2 separate regions of the Homo sapiens genome follow, and region 2 is linked to region 1. Evidence: chromatin contacts called from ENCODE Hi-C or POLR2A ChIA-PET data. All regions are on one chromosome and are shown on one strand. The core of a region is the stretch at or near the end of the contact, and the rest is flanking DNA. Distances in the headings are between cores, read along the strand shown.

The links. A loop is a pair of places that touch in the nucleus more often than their neighbours do. ChIA-PET counts read pairs that join two places held with the same protein, here RNA polymerase II (POLR2A). Pooled maps may share reads with other maps.
Region 2: a loop to region 1 is called in a pooled map, with 2.2 times the contacts of the local background. The contact joins two enhancer-like sites. A Hi-C loop is called at or near these places in 3 of 50 pooled maps. POLR2A ChIA-PET finds 5 or more read pairs at or near these places in 2 of 52 experiments (A673 and OCI-LY7).

Annotation. Positions count from the first base shown.
Region 1 is chr5:158,956,141-158,963,075 of GRCh38, reverse strand. The region is part of intron 6 of EBF1 (EBF transcription factor 1); the gene reads left to right. Among named protein-coding and RNA genes, the nearest start is that of EBF1, 140 kb to the left of the region's middle. RefSeq lists enhancers at 4,516-4,565, 4,596-4,665, 4,394-5,256. Within about 2 kb of position 4,680, at least 5 of the 41 ENCODE cell types and tissues checked have a DNase peak (open chromatin) inside an H3K27ac peak, as active enhancers do.
Region 2 is chr5:159,128,699-159,135,289 of GRCh38, reverse strand. No RefSeq gene overlaps it. Among named protein-coding and RNA genes, the nearest start is that of LINC02202, 32 kb to the right of the region's middle. Within about 2 kb of position 2,154, at least 5 of the 41 ENCODE cell types and tissues checked have a DNase peak (open chromatin) inside an H3K27ac peak, as active enhancers do.

The DNA of each region.
Region 1 (6,935 bases), core at 3,431-5,930:
TGTAGTAAAACCTTGACTGGCCAGAATGCCAGGGAAATGGAGTGATCTGTTATGCTTTTTCAGCTTTGCTGGTGGAAAAGGATTTCATCATCTTTTTTGGTAAATAGTGGTCTGTCTATAGGGCAGTGTTATAGGAGGTACAGGAGGTTGGGCTAGATGTGAACTCACTCTGGGGTGTCACTGAGTTGTTTTCCTAAATTTTAGAATTGTGGGCCTTTTGAGTCAGTATGAAACTTACCCACGATCTGATAAAACCCCATCCTTAAAGAAGTGGAAAGGGAGGCTGCAGAGATGGCTCGAAGTCCTATACCTTTTTAGTCCCGCAGGCGAGATTTATACCTTGCTCTCAGACTTCTAATATACTGTTCTTCACCCTGAACTGTAAGTACCTATATGGGCTTTGTAGGCTTTAAAAAGTATTTACTTTCATTCTCTTATAAGCCCAGTACAGAAAGCAATGCTAGTTAACTGAGGAAAGTGAATAGAACATAAGAAGTTGTACTCTGATAAAACAAAGCTTTCTATAATGACACTCTGGTTTATAGCACTGAGAAACTTCATGATTCTAGAAACTCTTCCTAGGGAGTGTGCAGAGTCAAAGTTGCAAACTGGCAACTGTGATCATATTGAGCTTGGGGAAGCGTTTCGTTTGGCCATTGTGGTGTTGTTGCCTTGTAGATGGGGTATATGGTCCTCTGCTTGCCTCGGTCCCCAGCCTCTTGGCAGCTTCACTTCATTATGTTATTGGCTTGGTTTCCAAGGCTTTTGAATTGGAAGCTCTGAGTTTAATGTGATTGTTTGTTTTGTTTGGGGCCTACAGGAAGGTAAGCAAGAGATGCCTATTTTATTTTCAAAACATCTGAGAAGGGGGCTACATTTATGGGATGGGCTAGTTGTTGACAATGTTGTTTACGTATTTTGGAAGCATACCGCCCCTCAAGCTGCCACCGGCTTTATCAGATCACTTAAACACAGTCCTGTGCTGCCATCGATAGCAGTCCAAATCTGTGACAATTGGTAACCTTCAGCGTTTGTATGGAAAGATGGTTGATCGGCCTGTGCATCGGCACAGATGCAAGGTGTAAACAAATGGGGTTGATGCATTTGTGCCACTAACCACTCAGGTTTATACAAAAAGTATCAAGCTTTCCCTGTTTCATCTGGAATAAGACTTTCTAGGATTTCAAAATTTCATTTTTCTCTCTTCCTAAAAAAATTCGCTCTCTTTCCCTCAGAAGCTTAGATAAAGAAATAATTATTGAGAAAATAGAAATGACCTCCACTGGTCGGAGTTTTACTTAGTGGTAGGTGGTAAGCACATAATTTATCTCTTGTTCCTAAAATGATTTTTATTTTTTAGAAAATAAATTAAAAGAGTAACTTACATTCTCTGTAGAGAATTTAAAAGAATACAGACTGGAAAGAAAAAATTATCTTTTATCCAAAAATTTGGAAAAATCATCTTTTTAACATCTGTATTTTTTTCAGAATATTTTCTCTGTATATATCAGAACTGTGTATTTACAAAATTGGATTATGCTGTTTTGTGACTTGCTTTTTTCTTTTATTGTGAATATTATAGTGTATCTCATAATTTTTTAAACACATAGTTGCACAGCGTTACATCCTATGGCTATAAGTTATTTACTCTGTTGTAGAGTCTGTAGTCAGTTTTCAATTTTTTGCAATTGTTAAAATCAGCAATGAGCCACCTTGTGTATCTTTGGGTTGAATATGATTTTTTTTTCCTTTAAGCTTAATTCCTCAAAGTGTAATCTTTGAATTGAAGGAGATGATCATTTTTAAGCCTTCTGATATATGTGGCTAAATTGCCCTCCAAAAAGGTTATACTGTTTACACTTTCACTATGTGTTAAGACAGTGCAGTTCACTGGCGTCCTCAAAGGACCTCATTTAGAAACTTGTACCAACTTGGTAAACTGAAATATAGTATTTATATTTTGTGATTATTGCTGAGGTTGAATACTGAGCTCGAATATTTTTCTTTGTGTTTTTGGCCATTTATATGCATATTTTGGTGAATTGCCTATTCATTTTCTCCCTTATTTTTTTCCCTTATGGGCTTTTATTTAGGTTTCAAAAAATAAACATTTATTGTCTCACAAGAATTTCAGGTCAGATGTAGCAATCTGAAGGCTCGACCGGGGCTGGGAGATCTGTTTCCAAGGTAGTTCGTTCACAGGGCTATTGGCCTGAGGCCTCAGTTTCTTGATACAAGGCCTTTCCGGGGCTGATTGGGTATCCTGATGACATGGCAGCCAGCTTCTCCCACACTGAGTGAGCCTACAGAGAGCAAACAGGAAACTGACAGGCCTTTTTGACCTAGTCTTGGAAGTCACACATTGCACTTTTTGTCTTCTTCTATTTGTTAAGAGCAAGTCACTAACTCTAGCCCACATTCAGGAGAGAGAAACGAAGTTCCACCTCTTGAAGAATTTGTGGATATATTTAAAAACCATTAGAGAACCTATTTTTTAAAAACATTTTTCAAACATTTTCCTCCAGTTTGCCCTTCAATTTAAATTTTTTTTTACAGAGATGTACAATTTTAATATACTTAAGTCTATTAATCATTTCCAGTTTTAGAGTCTTTCTTTTGCTTTGTGCTTAACAATGTCTTCTTTACTCTAGGGTCAGATAAATCTTCACCTATATTTTCTTTTAGTTCTTTGTTGATTTCACTTTTTACATGTAACCTCTTTAGTGTTTCTATAATTTATTTTTAGAAATAAATTAGATACAGCAATTTTTTTCTGAATAACATTTATTTAAGTGGCAATTTTTGAATAAGCTCACTTTCTCTTAATGATTTAGAATGCCTCATTTATTATCAGTAAATATAGGGTAGATATTCCACTGATACTTACAATATGACTATAGCCCTTATTAAAATCTTAAAATGCTTCCATGCTGATTGGTAAATATCTGCTGCTCTAAGTGTCCCCTCCTTTCCTTCCCCCTCAGTTCAGACCCTTCTCTATCAATTTAAAGGGGCTTCTCTGGTGCATTTAAAGGAGTGAGTGTGGTATTATGTCTTCCAGACTGGAGCTCCAGGGACAATGTAGGTGTCAATTCTGCTATTTTGAATAGCCACCCTAACTAGGGATATATAGGCACATGGCTTTCTGTTCTGTTCCATTGATTGGTCGATCTAGTTTGATTCTCTTACTGCATGATTTTAATTGCTATGGCTGTATAATGTGTTTTAATTATATAATCATCCCCCATTTTCATGACTATTATTGCTTATTTATTCTTGTATATGAATGAATCATATTTTTGGTTAAAATAATGTCTTTAGAAAGTTGAGTAATGTATTAAAGACTAGGGAAGTTGACATCTCTACTAAATTGAGTCTTTCTATCTTGAAAGTATATATATATATACATACATATATATTCTTTTGTCTTAAAAGTCTTCCTATTTTGAAAGAATTATATATTATTTATGTCTTTAAAATTCTTGAACAGGCCTGGTGGCTCAGGCCGGTAATCCCAGCACTTTGGGAGGCCGAGGCAGACAGATTGCCTGAGGTCAGGAGATTCAGACAAGCTTGGTCAACATGGTGAAACCCCATCTCTACTAAAAATACAAAAATCTTCCAGGTGTGGTGGCACACTCCTGTAATCCCAGCTACTCAGGAGGCTGAGGCAGAAGAATCTCTTGAACGCTGGAGACAGAGGTTGCAGTGAGCTGAGATCAAGCCACTGCACTCCAACTAGGGTGACAGAGTAAGACTCCGTCTCAAAAAAAAAAAAAAAATTCTTAAGTAGAGCTAGAGTTTTTCTTTATATTTTTGTTTTAGTTTATTTCGATTTGTTTTATGTTTGGCATCTTTTTTTGGTGTTAGGAATAGTATATTTTCTAAAATATGGGCAAATGGTTATTACAATTATTTATTCCTCAGATATGTTAATGGTTCAGGGGTTCTTTAAGAAAGTTATTTTCCAAGCTTTGGAAAATGCAAATTCACTGAAGTCCTTTAAATAATCCCTCCTCTCACTAGAATTTTGAATTACCTTGATATGATGCACAAAAATTCTGGTCACTTACATTGTTTAAGTAGCCAGTTCAAGATGACTTGGGGACAACTTGAGTAATGTGCGAATCGTGTGGGCAATCACATATTCCTGATATCCAAAATACCAGCCTTTTCATTTTCTTTTTCTGAATGTTTCTGCTTGAAATTACCCATGGTTTAAAATATGCACGGCACATGGCATTGAACGTGGGAAGTGTTGTTAAGTTTTGAATGGGATGGTTAGAAAACGGCGTTTCTGGTTGTGTAAGAGTCTCTCATCTGGATCTGAAGCCTCTTCCGGGGAATTCCAGGCCTTCTCCCCTCTATGTCATAAAAATGACTGGGTGACTTCGCAAAGCAATAATACCAGTGGGATGTGTATATTAACCTGTCTGTGGGGGGAAAATGCTGAGAGCAACAGGCCTATAATTTAGGTAATAGCGATAGCCTATGAAAAACATGCTGCTTTTGCCTTGATGCTAATCAGGAAACCATCAGACAGTCTTCCCTGACTGAGTAAGGGCAGGGCGGGAAGGAAGTCAGCTGTCATCATGTTTTTGAAGAAGAAAAAAATGAGAGGTGAACTGAACTCTGTGATCGGAACCTCACTCTAAGGCCGCTTCCTGAATTTAAAGGTGTGGTACTCCAATCAGCACCGCAAATTGGAGGCATCTGATTTGCATGGATTAACAGGAGTGGGTCACAACCTTCTGACAGGTCAATGGCACCACTGGGGATTTGAAGAAAACTTTGATTCTCCCTCTTTTCCCCCTCTGCCATGAAGCAATCATGCTGTTCTATTGTAAAAGAGGATCCCTTACTTATAAAGCCAAGCTTGTCATTTAAATTCACTCAAGTTAGGACACCACCGAGCTCTGTCAGATGTCAGTCTCAATTCAGCAGGAGAATGTTTTTCAACAGCTTTCTAACCTCTTTGCCGGGAAACACAGAGGCTTGGATCAAGGGGGAGGGGCAGCTGACTGGGCTTGAAGGATTTTTACAGAGGCAAGATTGGAATTTTTCATTTCAGGCAGGTTTTCTTTTTCTTTACGTTTTCTTATTATTATTTTTTCCTTTTTCCCTCTAAGCCTCGTGTAAAAGATATTCCCACAAAAAGAGAGTGAAAAAAAGTCAGATTGGTTGTAAGGACCACTTCAGTTGAGGGTCTCCTTGAAGGTATTTAAACCTGGGAGTGATGTTGGCATCTTTTCTGCATTAGGGGTATTGGCTGTTTGCCAATCATTTCCCTTGAAAAATATCATGCGGCCATAAAGGAACTATGAAATGTTTGGCAGAGGAAGCGTCCATGGCAGAATAGGGACAAAGGGAAATGGAGATTTTCTGATTCAGCCTCTGGTGCCAGACCCAAATAAAAAGAAGAGGCACATGCCATGGAACTATGGCTTACCTGAAACACCCTGGGTCAAGGAGCTTTGAAATGGTAGTGGCAGAGTTGGGACCATTTTTTTCTTGAACCTTGATTAACCAAGTGCTCTGGAGATAAAATGTTCAGAGAGTTCTAATATACTCACTTGCTACGTATTGTTTTCTACATTTAGCTACAACTGTTGATTCAGCATCTCCTATAGGCCAGATATTATGCCAGACCTAATTTGCAACAAAACAGATTTGGTTCCTGCCCTCTTGGGACTTCCTGCTTAGACCTGCCTCATCAATTTTCATTTCTTATGTGACTTAATCTTTGTCATTTAAATTCCAGTATTTTCTTGCATCCATGACAGTGCTTACCATTGTATTAATAATACCTTACAGAAAAGTCTGGTAAATATCTATAATTTTATTGGCTGTTCAAGTAATGTTTAAATTTATGAAGCCTCAGTTTTCTCATCTGTAAAATGGGGATAATAATGTCTATCTCACAGGGCGCTTGTGAAGAGTGAATGGTATAATGTATAGAAAGCACTCAGCAGAGAGCTTGGCACAGAGTTCTTAGTAATTGGGAGCTGCTAGCATTTTTCATTAGAAGTGTGGCTCACGCCTGTAATCCCAGCACTTTGGGAGGCCTAGACAGGTGGATCACAGGGTCAGGAGATCGAGACCATCTTGGCTAACACGGTGAAACCCGGTCTCTACTAAAAATACAAAAAATTAGCTGGGCGTGGTGGCAGGCGCCTGTAGTCCCAGCTACTCCGGAGGCTGAGGCAGGAGAATGGTGTGAACCCGGGAGGTGGAGTTTGCAGTGAGCCCAGATCGCGCCACTGCACTCCAGCCTGGGCGACAGAGCGAGACTCCATCTCAAAAAAAAAAAAAAAAAAAAAAGAAGTGTTGGTGGCAGAGGTAGTGGGAGTGGTAGTACATGCTTAACATCTAGAACCTTCTCTTCTGGTTAATTCCATTGGAACCTTTCTATAATATTTTCAATATTTTCAACTTCTTTTTTCTTTTAGTAAGTATGTCTTTCTCAAAGAATTAATTGTTTGGATGGTTGAAGATAACTTGGAAGACCTTAAGGTCGTGATTTCATGATTTGAAACAAATTGTCAAGAGCTATTTTAGAAGGAATATCTGAAAGTGTGCGTGCGTGTGTGTGTGTGCGTGTGTGTGTGTGTGTCTATGTGTGCGTGCATTCTAAGGTACATCCTGCAATTAAGCTTCCAGTTAAAAGTCCAGTTTTGAAAACCCTCTTGAACTTCTTTTTGAGTTCTCTTTCTTTTAATGGTTACAAATGTCCTTTCAGGGAAAGTTACTCTCAGCTCTCATTCTCCTCCTGGTGAAAAACATTCAGAGACCATTAGGCTGCATCTCAGTGAAAGGAAACTGCAGCATAGAACTTGATCTGAAAAGCCTGTGACACACCGTGTCGCTCCAAAGTAGAAGCCTCCTTGGTACTACAAGACTGTGGACTGGAGTGTGTTGCTGGAGTTTGACATGGG
Region 2 (6,591 bases), core at 905-3,404, 170 kb before region 1:
TATTTCCTAAGGCAAGACATTTTCTTACATAACTACAGTAAAATGATCAAAACCAAACAATGTAACACAGGTACAGTATTATTATTTAATCTGCAGTATCTACTTCACAGAATTATTTAGCTTTCACCCATCATCGCAATAATGTCCTTCAGTTTGCAGCGCCTCCCCTGAGGTCCCTTGCAGAATTGACCCCGGGATTATGCATTGTTTTCAGTTGTCATGTCTCTTTGGTCTCCTTAATCCGAAACAATTCTTCACGCCATTTTGACTTTCAAAACGTTTATATTTTTATTTATTTATTTTATTATACTTTAAGTTCTGGGATACATATGCAGAACGTGCAGATTTGTTACATAGGTATACATGTGCCATGGTGGTTTGCTGCACCCATCAACCCATCATCTACATTAGGTATTTCTCCTAATGTTTTCCCTCCCCTAGCCCCCAACCCCCAACAGGCCCCAGTGTGTGATGTTCTACATTTATATTTTTAAAAAGAAATACATAACAATACCAATAGATTATAGATTTAGACATAATCTATACATGCATATGTACTCTATAATATATCTAAAGATATATAATATCTACTATATAACCTATTCATGATAGACTCATGAATTCTAGATCCATAGATTGTAGATTGTGTAAGCATTCATGAGTTTATTCTAATAAATAAATGCAAACATGCATAAGCGAATCGGGAAAGCCCCTCTTTGAGTAAAATGTTAACTAATAAAATGGAGAAAGGAATGACAGAATTAGAAAATTATCATTTTGCAACTATTATAATAATAATTGATTTAGGCAAGAATTATCCATGGATACTAAAACTAGTGGATGAAAGTTTGAAAAGGAAAATGATGCTTATATAGCCTCAAAATATTGTCCCTCAAATCATTAAGAAAGGAAGAACAGTAACTCTACAGGAGATAAACCTGGGAGATAACACGGTAACCAAGTGACTGAAGTTAGCATCGCCAATGATAGAACAAGCCTTCATCATGTACCTCTTGACATAATGCACTAAGGAAGATACTCCTTCACCTCTGAGATATTCTTGTTAAGAATAATCTAATCATGAGGAAATAGACAAACCCACACTACGAGATATTCTACAAAACAATGTTTCCTTTTTAATGACAAGCCTGCTTAAGTCAAGGGTTGCATCAAGAGTTGCATTTTCACAAAGTAAACCATGAGATATTATCTTACAACAGTCAGACAGAATAGCAATTATTAAAAAGTCTAAAAACAATAGATGTTGGCAAGGATGTGAAGTAAAGAGAATGCTTATACACTGTTGGTGGGAATGCATATTAATACAACCTTTATGGAAAACAGTATGATTTCTCAAAGAACTAAAAATAGGACTACCATTTGATCCAGCAATCCTGCTACTGGGTATAAACCCAAAGGGAAAGAAACAATTATATAAAAAAAGATATTTGCACTAATATGCTTATCAGAGCACTATGCACAATAGCAAAGACATGGAGTTAACCTGACTGTCTCCATCAATGGAGGATTGGATAAAGGAAATGAAGTAAAGATATACCACGGAATACTACTTAGCCATAAAAAAGAATAAAATCATGTCTTTTGCAGCAACATGGATGAAACTGGAGGCCATTATCCTCAGTGAAATAATTCAGAAACAGAAAGTCAAATACCCCATGTTCTCCCTTATAATTGGGAACTGATCAATGGATACACAGGAACATACAGAGTGGAATAGACATTGGACACTACAAAAGGTGAAAGGGTGGGAGGGTCGTGAGGGTTGAAGAACTACCTGTTGTGTACAATGTTCGCTATCTGGGTGATGGGCACCCAGTAGTGAAGCCTAGACTTCACTACTAAGCATGTAAGAAACCTGCGCTTGTACCCTCTAAATATGTAAAAATATTTTTAAAGTTGCATTTTCAAGGAATACCACTAGATGTCACTGTGGTTTTGCAGGTTGCACAAATTTTATCAGTAAAGACATAAATTCCTTGGTGGCCTGCCTCTTGACTTTGACTCATTTCTAGACTGGGCACATTTAGCCAATTTCAACACATATAGCCTTTGTGAAGCCTACAAATTAAATAATGGTAAAAGCAACGAGGAAGGAGGCAGCCGGCTTAAAGCTTGTTTCTGCGATTACAAGCCGTGGGAGCCGGGCAGTTACTGCTCCGTCTCTGGACTTGGTTTCCACATGTGGAGGAGACTTGGATTGCCTGCTCTTAGTCTCTTCAAGCTCTCGTAGTCTATGACTTTAAACTGATGTTTTTTCAACTAAAATTATTTCAGTGCCCCTTACAAGATTTTTGTCCAACGACATTGAACCCACTACTGATTTTTCTGTTTTGTTTTGTTTTTAAACTCAGAGCTTTTATTTATATAGTACTTGTTTTTAAGTTGACTCAGCTTTTTAAAATGTAAATAAAGAAAAAAATGTCATAGGCCCATCACAAGTGGAAACCAGTTCACTTGCCATAAATAAAGGTAACCACAAAAATAAATGTAATAAAAACAACGTAATATAATTAAATTCAAGCGATTGTTTGCCAAAGGCTCAGAGCATGAGTCTACTCTTTTTTCCTCCTTTTTTTAAAAGGGAGATTTGGCAGTGTTGAAGAGGAGTTGAAGACAGACCAGCCCCGAGACTTTCCTTTCAATGTCAGCAGAAGAATTGAGACTGAGAAGACCTTTCTCTCTGTGCAGTTTACAAAACCAACCACAATACTTCATGTACCGTCCAAAACCAGTCTCATGCTTTTATAAGCTGTTCTAAGCTATAAGATTCTTTTTTTTTTCTTATTCTTGATTCTTCAATATTTCTAAAGGGCATGATTAGAAATCATACATTATTAAATGTTTTCTTCAACATATATTTAAGCTTTCATTTTATTTTGGTATCCATTTCAGTTTTGTATTGGTTTAACTTCCCTTTAATGTTTATTTAAATTTGCCTTTACATTCAGTCTTCTTCCACTTAAAACACTCACTCTCTTTTTAACAGAGGAGGTGATATATACCCCTCTGCTGTCAATGTCGAAGCAATTACGTGCCACCAAATGGCTTGTGATGTGCCATCTCCTCCTGATAAAGGCTCATGATAGATAGGATGTGGCAGAGGTCAGGAATTCTGCTGAGTACAACCTGAGGGTATCCTTCAAATTGCTTGAGCTTTCTCCAAATCCCCTAGGACACAATCAGAAAACGAGTCCCCTTTAATTTTGGTGCAGAGCTTTTTTCTTCCTTCTTCACAGAGATTCAGAGTGAAGATGCGTTAGGCTGAGCCATCTAATTGCATTCTTTACTCCCTAACATTAGTTTAGCCCTTTCCTGCTTTGTATCATCTATTATAATTACTAATTTGCTGGCCACAATTAGCATAGGGGGTTTTATAGAAGCAGAAACAATTTCTTAGCTGCCCAATGTTACTAAATAATTTAAAAAGGGGAAGACAACGAATTTCCATCAAATGTGCTTTGTTTTCTTAATGCATGTGTTGCCATTAAGGAAAACCATTATAAGGTAAAGAAATCAGGAAATTCATAAAGATCAATACACCAATTATTTCCTGCATTATAAAAGTTACCTCTTCATAATTTTCTTTTCCTGGTGAGGTAGATTTAATTTGCTATTAGAAACTCAAAAGCTGAGAGGTCAGTTTCACTGTTCAAAACAGACTGCTCTTTGTCTAGCAGGAAACAATGTTTTCCCAAAAAAAAGTCCAGAGAGATCACATCCCCCAAAAAAATCATCATTGAAAAGGTTGATTATGAATCAATAGAAACTTTTTTTTCTATAACAAATTATGTTGAACTATACTGTACCCCCCAGGCCCCACCCCCAAATCAGAGTAAGAATCTCTTGGGGGTTTTTTGTTTGTTTTTTGTTAGTTTTCATCACTGTAACTATGCTGAAATTCAAAGCAGGGTGGGCAGATATTACACAACTTCATGAAATATACTAAATATACCAGTGGAAATCAAATGTGAGGCATGGTTAGTTTCTGCTGGCAGACTTACTTGAGATTTTCTGAAGAATTCTTCAGGTTTCCTCCAGCCCCATTTGTTCCTGATGCTGATCAGTGTTGATGATTCCATTATCTTCTTTATGTTACAGATTCCTCCCTCCCCCAATGTTCACTCTATTGTTTTATTATGTGTTGACATCAGCCTGCGGACGATGGTGTTCTGGCAGAGTCCCCTTCCGTGGCTTTCTGAATACCACTGGTAAGTGTACTTTGAGCCTCTTTCTGGAACTATATCCCCAGGGCTGCAAATTATACTTGATTTCATTGTTTGCAAGTGTGTAGAGCCAACATGTCTGTTTAAGATACTGAGCCAAGTATTGTCTTTCCAGTACATCTATAACTATTGATTCCTATGAGAGAGGCCTAATTATATTTGTGCTTATCTTAAAACCACAGCAATGAAAGAGGCTTTAAAAATTCCTTCATCTCATCTAGGGCCTGGGTCCGTCCCCATCCCCTATCAGCCTTCTGTGGTACAAGTAATAGAAACCAACTCTGGGCAAGTTAAACCAAAAAGGGTATTTGTGTTATTGAAAGGGGGTCTCCAGAAATAAAAAGGCAGCTGAAGAACCAGGCTAGGACGACTCAGGAACCATGAAGATTCTGGGGATCTAGGTGACAGGCACTGACCAGTGGTGTCACCCAGTGGTGACTCCAAGGAGATATTTGAGGATATTTGGAGGAACTTTAAACCCCTCCATCCTACCCTAATTCTTTGTGTGAGAAGTTGAGCTTTCTTACCTTTATGCAAAATGCTATACGAAGATAGGTTAAAGTGGTCCCCCAAATCCTGCCCTCAACAGACTGCCAGCCCCATCCCTTCTACATAGAAATTATAAGGCTGCCATTGAAACAACCACGGGGGGTGGTCAGCTTTGCATAGTCTTCCCAACCCCATACTTAACCACTGCAGAGAAGAGAGTCTTGGGGAAGAAAGTCCATCTGGACAATCTTAGGTGTGTGACCACCCTTCGGCCAGTGTCACTGTTTAAGTCAAGGCTGCCACAATAGAGGAGAGGTAATTCTTCACAGGGAAAATTGAGGGCTGTTCCCCAAGGGAAAGAGAATGGCCAAAAAACATGTGGCCACTACCTTACCAAGAGAGTGAGAATCACTTTCAGTGATATTGGCTGTGCTGACTCTTCAAGTAGCCTCTTGAGAAGATCTGGTGGTTGCAAATCCTGCCTTTCCTTGAAGAGAGCTCAGCCACCCACACCCTTCATGGCTTTCCTCTACTGATCCTGGCTACACATTCTTGAGCTCATCCAAAGCACGTCTTTCAGATGTTTGATGTCAGCTTGCAAGTCAAACTCTCTTTGCAAGTTGCTCTCTCCTTCTCTAGATATTTTTGGGAGCTCTGAACTAGCTATTTTATTTTGCTGGGTTGCGCTTGCCCCAAATCCTTACATGCCTGACTCTATTTCACCCTTCAGTTCTCAGCTCAAATTTCATCTTCTAGATGAGACCTAATCGGACAAATCAAGCTCAAGGCCCTCGTACTCAATGCTTCTCTCTGTCTGCCACCCTGCATACTCTTTATTGCAATATGAAATTACTTTTTTGGGGTTTACTTTTTGTCTATCTTTCCCATGAAACTAAGCTTTAAGTTCCATGAGAACAGAGACCTTCTCTGTCTTTGTATTACTGTATATACTTCTTGCCTAGAATTGTGCCTTTTAGACTAAAGTTGCCCAATAAATATTTATTAATTAAATAAATTAACAAATTAACATGTTTTATACAACTTTTTAGTGTAATATATAATATGCAAGGAGAAACATGCATTAGACTATATGCACGGTTGAAGAGATGGCTCTAAAGTGAGGATTTGTTAACCACTACCCAAGTCAAAAAACAGAATAGTACTGGAATCCAAGAAACGATCTTTGCACTTCATGTATCCATTTCCAATCAAAACCCCTTCTTCCCCTAGAGGTGACTACTATCTTCACTTACATGATAATCATTTACTTGCTTTTCTTTATAGTATTATCACCTGTACACTCATCCCTAAACCATATAGTTTAGTTTTGTCGCAGTTAGAACTAGATATAAATGGAATTGTATTATATGCACTTATCTGCACAATAATTATTTCACTAATAATTACTTCATATAATTATTTAAAATAATCTATTATGTAATTATATTATAATTAGTACATTATTATTATATTATATAATATTATTATCTATTATATAAGTATATATTTATTTATATTAGTGGAAATACTGATTACAATAATTATTTCACATATATTTAGTATACTATATGTACTTATCTGCATAATTATTTTACTAATTATTAGTGAAAATAATTATATAATTACCTATAAAACTATTTATAATTATTTTTAAAAAATTATACTAATTATATGTATAATTAGTATAAGTACATATAATTATACATATGATTATTTTATAAATAAATGTTTATAAATAATTATTTTTACAATAATTAGCGAAATAATTATGTAATAATAATTAGTATAATTATTTCACTAATTTTCATGCAGAGAAGCACATAGAAAAAATGATTTTAAACTTTCAACTTCCAGCATG